Regions from separate parts of the Homo sapiens genome. Here region 2 is linked to region 1. Evidence: read pairs that join two places in POLR2A ChIA-PET (ENCODE). Cell type or tissue: OCI-LY7. All regions are shown on one strand. Each heading gives the region's core, and the rest is flanking DNA. Links, peaks and the distances in the headings are about the cores only.

Region 1 (4,402 bases), core at 217-4,216:
TAGAATGTAGAGTGTAATACATAACCTAACAGGAGAACAAAATATTTGAAATCAATGATCTCAGAGACACAGAGGACCTGGTCTTATACATGGAGCTTAACCCTGAGGAGTATAATTCAGACATTACCACAAGCATTGCATTATCACAGCATCAACTTGCACAGACAGGAACAATTCATCCCATCAACCTCATTTGCAAAAAAAAAAAGATGAGAAACATCAATACTTAAGGTGGTCTAACTAGAGACGGAATGGAACCAAATAGTCGCAGCTTTGTTTCAGAACACCTAGGCTAGGTTTCAGAGCCTGGGCACCCCATGTTCCCTCTCCCTTTTCCTCCTCTTGGCTTCTCATCTCACCTAAGGTTTTTACAAGGGACAACAATGGGGAAAGCGATCTTCTCTCACAGGAAGGGCAGGGAGTAAAGGATCAGCTGATCCTGCAGTGAAAAAATAGCGTACCCTCTCCAAACATGAGTGATACTTACTCCTTTTTATTTTTTCCCCAGCAGTAATGGTTCATGCTCATTGTAAAAACTTTTGGAATATAGGAAGGAATAAAGAATAAATTAAGTCATCTGTAATTTCATTACCCAGACATAATCAACATTAATATTCAGGCAGACTTCCTTTTATTATTGTATGTGTGTGCGTGTGTGTATATGCGTGTATATGTATGATTTATTCAGAAAATTATTATTATAACCTTATAAAGATTTCTCCTCTTCTTTTCTCAGTATATTGCCATTACATAAAGAGCATTCTTTCATACCATTAAATATTTATTTTTCAAAACTGATCTTAGTAGAGGCCTAGTACTGTCTCATATAAATATAGGATAATATATATAATAAATCCCCTGACATCAGACATTAAGGTTACTCCCAATTACTTATTATCTTTATATATATGTTAAAAATATGTGTGTATAATATGTAAGTAAACAATTTGCATAGTTTATATGTGGTAATATATGGTTAATATATAGGCTAATAATATGTAATTTATATCTAATAAATAAACATGTCTATACTATATAAATATAAAATTGTATATAATTAAATACAATCAGTGCTCTGTATCCATGGGATCTGTACACATGGAATCAAACAATTGTGGATTGAAAATATTCAGGAAAAAATCGACGGTTGCATCTGTTTCAGGGAAGACATGTTCAAAACAGACATTTTTTTTGTAGCTTTTCCCTAAACAATACAGTATAACAACTATTTACATAGCATTTATATTATAGTACATATTATAAGTAATTTAGAGATGATTTAAAGCATACAGGAGGCTGTACTTAAGTTGTATGCAAATATTATGCCATTTTATATCAGAGACTTGAGCATCTGTGGATTTAGGTATCTGAGAGAGGTCCTGGGACCAATTCCCCCATGGACATGAAAGGAGGACTGAACCCTTAGCTGCTCTTTGGTTATTTTCCTAAAATCAGCTGAGTAGGTGAAATTCCTGAGCCAAAGGCAGGCCTCAACCCTGTATTTGCATGCCCCTGCATCACTCGTTTTACCCTAATCCCAGCCCTGAGTCATAGAAAAGTGTTTTGAACAATATATACTGAGGGGCTTTATGTCTTTTTGTGCAAATGAAAGCCTTATAATTTATGGCTTATTTTATTTGCTTCAAGAGACAAAGAGCCTTGCCTAGGAAAGTTGTCTCATGGAAACAAAATCCAGCCCACATACTAAACACATCTGAACTCATTAAAATCCTCAGCTGAAAAAAAGGTGGACCCTCTGCCTTTGTAAAGTGTGAGAGGCTGGAATACAATGCCTTTAAGAGTTAAAAGCATACTGATCTTGCATTATGTACAATGGAAAGATGATACCAATAACTGTTTACCAAAGAAACCAGATAGCCTTTGTTTTGCAAATTGGGTAAAGAACTTCAGTGACAAATAAGTGATCCATGGAAATAATGTTCACATCAGCTTCCTTCCCTGAATTTTTTTCTTTTAAAAAAATTAGAAGCAAAAAGGCGTATTTGTTATATTCATTGCATTGTAGAAAAACTATAAAATGCAGGTGGACAAAAGGAAATAATTAAATAATCTATAATCCCCACTACCCAAAACCAATCATCGTTAATAATTTGGAGTATAGCTAAGCTTTATGTAAACAAATATGTCTACTTTTTTCATAAATGGGAAAATACTCTACACACTGCTTTTAATACATCAGGAATGCTGTCCCCTGCCTTACCTGAGCATGAGTATTTCCCAGACTACGCTGTAGACGCGTCAGCCTGCCTCTCCATTTCAGGCGTATCTTGACAAATATTACACAAATAAAGAAGGACACCAGATTGGTGAGATGGTTGCAAGAGGAAGCAATTCCATGATAAGGAAGATTAAGGAGCTACAAGCGTTCTTTGGCCTCCAAGTCACCGGGAAGTTAGACCAGACCACAATGAACGTGATCAAGAAGCCTCGCTGTGGAGTTCCTGATGTGGCCAATTATCGCCTCTTCCCTGGTGAACCCAAATGGAAAAAAAATACTTTGACATACAGGTAATGAGATCAAGTCTTTCCAAATTCAGAGAAAAACACCACCTCTCTCTTTTTCCCTTTTCTTGAAAAAATATTTTCCTTCTCATCCGTATAAAAATCCTGACACCTCACAACCATAAGAATAAGAACTTTTTACATCCATCCGTCAGGCAATGACAATGGGCAATTCACCAGAAAATACGGTTTTAGGATTATCATAATGACTGGCTATTTTAGGCATTCCAAACAATTTTACCAGCTAGAAACAACACAATTATCTTTAATCTAGTCTAGGATTAATGACCTGGCAGTACAAACCAGTTTTCTTAAAACAACCTGCTTAATGAGAAAGAAAAAAATAACCTACTAATAAAGTAATTTATTTCATTGATTCCAAAAATCTTTTATTGATGATTCAAGAAATGCATTCCATTTGAGGGTTATAAAGGTGAACAGGTCAACTTTCTTGACCTTAGGGAACTCACAGTCCTTTAAGGAGAGACAGACATGCAAACAGACAGCTGTAGCTCTGTGTGAAAAGTGCAAAAGCATAGCTCTAAGCAGTGAACTGTGGGACCACAGTTCACATGGACAGAGCTACCAAGTGGCCCAGGGACCAGCAGTAACATCTGAGCCTGATTCGAAGGCAAAGCAGAAGCAGTTCCACTCTTAGCCCCAAGCTCCCCTCACTCCTTCCCTGCCCTCTTTCTTCCCTCCCCTAATCCTCTGGCTTCATCCCTTATAAACCAAGGGGACACACCCAACCAGAACCTCTGTCCCTCCCTGCTGTGCTCAGGGTACGGAGTCTGGAATTCCCTCTCCCACAGCCAGACCTGATTCTGGGAGCCAGCGCAGACTTCCTCCCCAGGTTGGTCCAACCAAGGGCAAACTATGTATGGTACCTGCCCCTCAGCCTGAGGTAGGGGTGGATGGTGCCTGCCTGCGTGGGCCTCATGCATGACAGATGGGTGCAGGTCAGAAAAGAAGAGTGGACTCCACTCTTTGTGGTCCTGCCCCAGGCCTTGCACATGTAAGGAGTTTTCTAAGGAGAAAACCAGACCAAGCATATAGCAGCAGAGAGTGGACAGACTGGCATGTTGATGGGCAGCATTCCCACCACAAGTGCCTAGTGCATGCGGCTGCAGCAGAGGGTGCAGGAAGGGCAATGGCAGGAAATGAGCTGGAGGGGCAGCCTGAAGGGCAACTAGAGCGTGATGTCAAGGAGTTTGGACTTTATCCCCAGGGCGGTGGAGAGCCAGGCCAGGACCAGGATCAGATTTCCCTTTTAGGATGAGCACATCTAGATGATAACTGGAGATGGGGAAAGGCTGGACTCGTGCAATAGTCTAAGCAGTGGTATGGTAGAGCTGCCGCCTAATAGCTCACAGAAGCCAATCCTTAAAATGTCAGGAATTTTGCAGCCACTTGTTAAGCTCCCAAGAATTTTGTGAGCTGGTTGCTAAGACAGCCATTGTTAAATTATGTAAATTTACTATTAAATAAATCATATTACATTACATTAAATAAATTAAATTATATTATATTAAATAAATTATATTAAATAAGTATATTATTTCATATTTATATTTATTATTAAAATATATTTTTGTAGTAATAAATAAAATACTATTTATTAATAATATATTATTAAAACATTATTTTATAATAATAAATAAAATACGTTATTTATTATTATATGTTATATTATTTAATAGGTATAATTATTTAATAAATTACATTAAATTATATTAAATACATTATATTAAATAATTACATTAATATAATAAATTATATTAAATTATATTAAAAATAAAGGTAATAACATATTGCCTCTTATTTCACTACATTTTATTATTTTCTCTGTTCATGAGGCTATGTACATCTGTATAATCTG
Region 2 (4,402 bases), core at 287-4,286, 190 kb after region 1:
TTTCAGGGACAGGAATTAACAAATCTCCTGAGGAGGCTGCCATCAAAATGACTGTGTTAACTGTTGTCCATCCTGGTGTATTCTACTCACATTTCAGACTCCTGCGAGAGGCTGATTGACCTGGTTTGAATCTCGTGCCTACCCACTCGTAGTCCCTCCAGACCCCAGGGGGTGAGCGAAGGGTGTTTGCCTGAAGGAAGAGTGGAACAGGAGCTGGGCAGGGAAAAAAGAACAGATGTTCATTCTACTGGCCACATAGCCACAGTCAGTGGTAATGATTTTCCCTGGCCAGACTTGGTGGCCAGTAGTTACTAGTCTCCTTTCTCTTCAGAAACATCTGCTCTTGTCAGAGTTATAGCCTATTCTTGATGAGCTGCAGCAAAAATGTACCACTTAAATTGGAGATGGATCATTTCCTGAGGATCTCAGAATATCTTTTTCAGTTAGCTTTATAAAGTAATTGTCCAGATGGCCATTTAATTTGTGATATGGGATAAAGTAATCTAGGGGAAAAAACACTTCTTTAAAATGACTTTTTTTTTTTGGGGGGGCCGGGCACACTGGCTTACACCTGTAATCCCAGCACTTTGCGAGGCCAAGCTGGGTGGATCACCTGGGGTCAGGAGTTCGAGAGCAGCCTGGCCAACATGGCAAAACCCCGTCTCTACTAAAAAATAAAAAAAAAAAAAAGCTGGGTGTGGTGGCAGGCACCTGTAATCCCAGCTACTTGGGAGGCTGAGGCAGGAGAATTGCTTAAACCCTGGAGGTGGAGGTTGCAGTGAGCTGAGATTGTGCCACTGTACTCCAGCCTGGGTGACAGAGTGAGACTCCATCTCAAAAAAATAAAATAAAATGACTTTTTTTAAATTGTGAAGAATATAGGTTAAGATTATATTGCAGTAGTAACGTAATAATATATTCAGGATAAAAAATTGAAGTTAGATCTGAAATATCAACATCCTAAACTAAGAAAAACCTTTTAAATTAATGTACTCTTGTTTTTTTCTTCTTAGCTAATAGTAAATAACGATAGACTCACACTCCCAGGAAGGGTGAGGAAGGGACAATTCAGACCTCTCTAGACTCCATGCATGGCCTGGTTAAATCACTTTTTTTTATCAGCATCTCATTTTTCCTTCCAGCAAGTTTATATCCTCATTGAGGAAGAGTGTCTTGCCAGAAGATTATTGTGATAATTTTTATAAGATATGTATATTCTTTTCTGAATCTCAGAGTAAATATTCTTTGTCTTCCTAAATGAACTGGTAGAATGTTTACATTTTCATTCTATTTCTGTAGAATTTTTTTTTTTTTAATTGAAACAGAGTCTTGCTCTGTTGCCCAGGCTGGAGTGCAGTGGCGCGATCTCGGCTCACTGCAACCTCTGCCTCCCGGGTTCCAGTGATTCTCCTGCCTCAGCCTCCCTAGTAGCTGGGACTACAGGTGTGTACCACCACGCCTGGCTAATTTGTGTGTTTTTTAGTAGAGACAGGGTTTCACCGTATTGGCCAGGCTGGTCTCGAAATGCTGACCTCGTGATCCACCTGCCTCAGCCTCCCGAAGTGCTGGGATTACAGACATCAGCCACCGCACCCAGCCATTTCCGTAGAATTTATAGCCTCCCTGTTGCAGTGAGCTGAGATTGTGCCACTGCACTCCAGCCTGGGCGACAGAGTGAGACTCTGTCTCCAAAAAAAAAAAAAAAAAAGAATTTATACCCTCCCTATTTCTTCTCTCCCACTTCTGCCTTCTCTTCCACTTCTGCCTTCTCCCCTTGTTCCTCATAGTCCTTGGGCATGTGCTACTTCAGCAGAGACCTGGGTCCTCTTTTGTGAAATTCAGTCAACAAAAAGCTCAAGGAACAAGTTAAGACTGAAGACTGATCGAGTTCATGTAAGTGTGGTAGGATTGCATGGTGCCATTTGATATTAAAAGGCATGTATTGTTTAAGAAACTAAACAAAAGCCAACTGTGTTTGAACAACAATGTTTGTCAGTGAGCTAGCTAGATATGGAGGATAAAGATATGTATAGTGTGTTCCAGCCACAGACTAGATTGTGAAAAAGAGAACCAGCAAAAAAAAAAAAACCCGCAAAACAAAAAACCCTGCAACTTAATCTCAGAGTTCTCTCCTGTAATAGACAGTAATACATTTATAGTTAGAAAACTTCAATTTGGTTTGGCAATATCCCAACTATAGAACTTCAAATAACTGATATATATACCCAGACACAAAACTTTTTATCAACTGAATAGCCAGTTGTGGATTTTGAGCAATAAATGGGGGGGGGGGGGGAACTACTTTAAAAACATTAAGCCATGAGTTTATTCAATCTGTATCTTTGTCTTCTAGTAAGTAAATTTGCTTTCATTGTTAAACAGCAGCAACAAAGGGACACCAAAGATCTTTGCATACCTTACTTGGTTGTAAACTTTTTGAAGTCAAAGGTAATTTTTCTAACTTCTTTGCAGTAGCTAAAACTTACATAGCAGCCTCTTTAAGCAGGGAAAATTATTGTAAAGAAATTGCTCTTAGATAACTTTCCACTCAAGGGTTTTAAGCTTTTTGTTTTGTTTGTAAAATCTTTTACGATGAGCACTTTGTAAGTCTACTAGTTAGCTCAAAGCAGTTCTCCTTGAGGACCCACATCTACTCCAGGCTGGGAGACAGAGCGAGACACCATCACTTAAAAAAAAAAAAAAAGATAATAAATATAGAGGGAAATGAATTGTGATGCGGGCGTAAAAGTGCTGTCTGCATCGGCTCCCTTCTATTACTGCTTCCTAAAGTTGTTGTGAGGATTAAATGAGTTAATGTAGGTAAGCATTCAGAACAGTGCCTGGCACATAAGTGCTATGGATGTGTTAACTGTTATTATTGTTAAGAACGATCTAAACACAGTGGTCAGGAATGGCAAAGTCAAGAGTTCTGATAGGATACTATGGTTATTTAGACTCAAAAGCAAAGCTGCCAAAATCCAGCTGACCTTCCTTTTGATATTTAGAGGAAATTCTGTTACCTAAGACTGATATTTCATTATAGCCACTCAACAAATGTTCATTTGTACATTCTATGTGTTGGGCACTGTGCCAGGTACTGGGGGAGCTACAGAGACATGACATAAATATCACCATGAGGTGCTTAAAATTTAATTGGAAAGTTAATAAGAACAAAAATAACTATAGTAAAAGGCCAGTATGCTAAGTACAATAATAAAGGTGCAGATAATGTAAGTGAGCACTCAGAAGAGGGAGAGCTTACTTTCAGTTAGGAAAATCTCGAGGGCCGGGCACAATGGCTCATGCCTGTAATTCCAGCTCTTTGGGAGGCAGATTGCTTGACTCCAGGAGTTAAGACCAGCCTGCACAACATGGGGAAACCTGTCTCCACAAAAAATACAAAAATTAGCTAGGTGTGGTGGCACATGCCTGTAGCCTCAGCTTCTCGGGTGGGTGAAGTGGGAGGATCAACTGAGCCTGGGAGGTTGAGGCTACAGTGAGCTGCAACCATGCCACTGCACTTCTAGCCTGGGCAACAGAGTGAGACCTTGCCTCAAAAAAAAAAAAAAAAAGAAAAAAGAAAAAAAAAAAAACAATCCTGGAGGAAACAGTGCTTGACCTAGGTCTGAGTGGATGTGGCATTGATAGATGGACAAACGAAAAACAGACAATGCTTTTTATCAGTATCATTGGAGGACACAACATGAACAGTGGTGAGGGGGAAGGAAATGGGTCTATGCTCAAAAGAAGGTCCAAGCCAACCATCTTTATTATTTGCACATAACCTGTTATAAAATGATACTGCTCGTGTTCATAACAGTGGACCGTAACCATCTGTTGAGCATGATGCTGTTGCCAAGCGTTGTTGTTCAAGGTGTTTCATCCTTGTTCTTACATTCCATACAATAACCATATGAGTTAAGTGTTATTTTAGCTATTTTAGAGATGAAAAAAGAGCTACACAGAAGATGACTGTGCCACAATTTCAGCACAGAACTGGTTGGCGTAAAAGCCTCTGTTTCTTTCTGATATTCCTGGGTGCTGCTTGGAGATCACAAGTATTTGATTGACAGATATTAGACACATATGCTATCATCTTGAGAATAGAAATGGATACAAATTAGGATATTCTTCATTCTTGCTTCTGTATTTTCAACAAACAGGTTTTCTGCCTCTAGTGTTTCCTGGAAACACCAAATAAAAACATATTTTTGTCTTTGACCAAGAGTGTGCTTCTGAAAAACTTGCTCAGTGAGCATGCAATCAGTACAGCATTGGGTGTTCTGGAGGGAACATTCATTCTGGCTGTAGTGGCTTGAGGACCCATATCTACAAGCTTTGACCCGCTCCCTTTTCTGTGCCAGGTAAATAGTCTTATCTATATAAATCAAATTTGAACTCT

What was found. Peaks named below come from ENCODE experiments on the same cell type or tissue, not always from the same donor. Only the 100,000 strongest peaks of a DNase experiment are listed, where the experiment ranks them.
Region 2: POLR2A ChIA-PET joins it to region 1 with 6 read pairs; 2 of 35 experiments call an interaction of 5 or more read pairs at or near these places.

The regions. Positions count from the first base shown.
Region 1 is chr11:102,614,939-102,619,340 of GRCh38, reverse strand. MMP20 (matrix metallopeptidase 20) reads left to right here. Exons shown (of 10, transcript NM_004771.4): 2 at 2,282-2,529. Among named protein-coding and RNA genes, the nearest start is that of MMP20, 8.2 kb to the left of the region's middle. RefSeq lists enhancers at 3,030-3,529, 3,530-4,031. In OCI-LY7, for the core only: no CTCF peak of the experiment used is centred there; no DNase peak of the experiment used is centred there.
Region 2 is chr11:102,424,754-102,429,155 of GRCh38, reverse strand. The region is part of intron 2 of TMEM123 (transmembrane protein 123); the gene reads left to right. Among named protein-coding and RNA genes, the nearest start is that of TMEM123, 26 kb to the left of the region's middle. RefSeq lists a silencer at 21-198. In OCI-LY7, for the core only: no CTCF peak of the experiment used is centred there; no DNase peak of the experiment used is centred there; H3K4me3 peaks cover 253 bases; H3K27ac peaks cover 893 bases.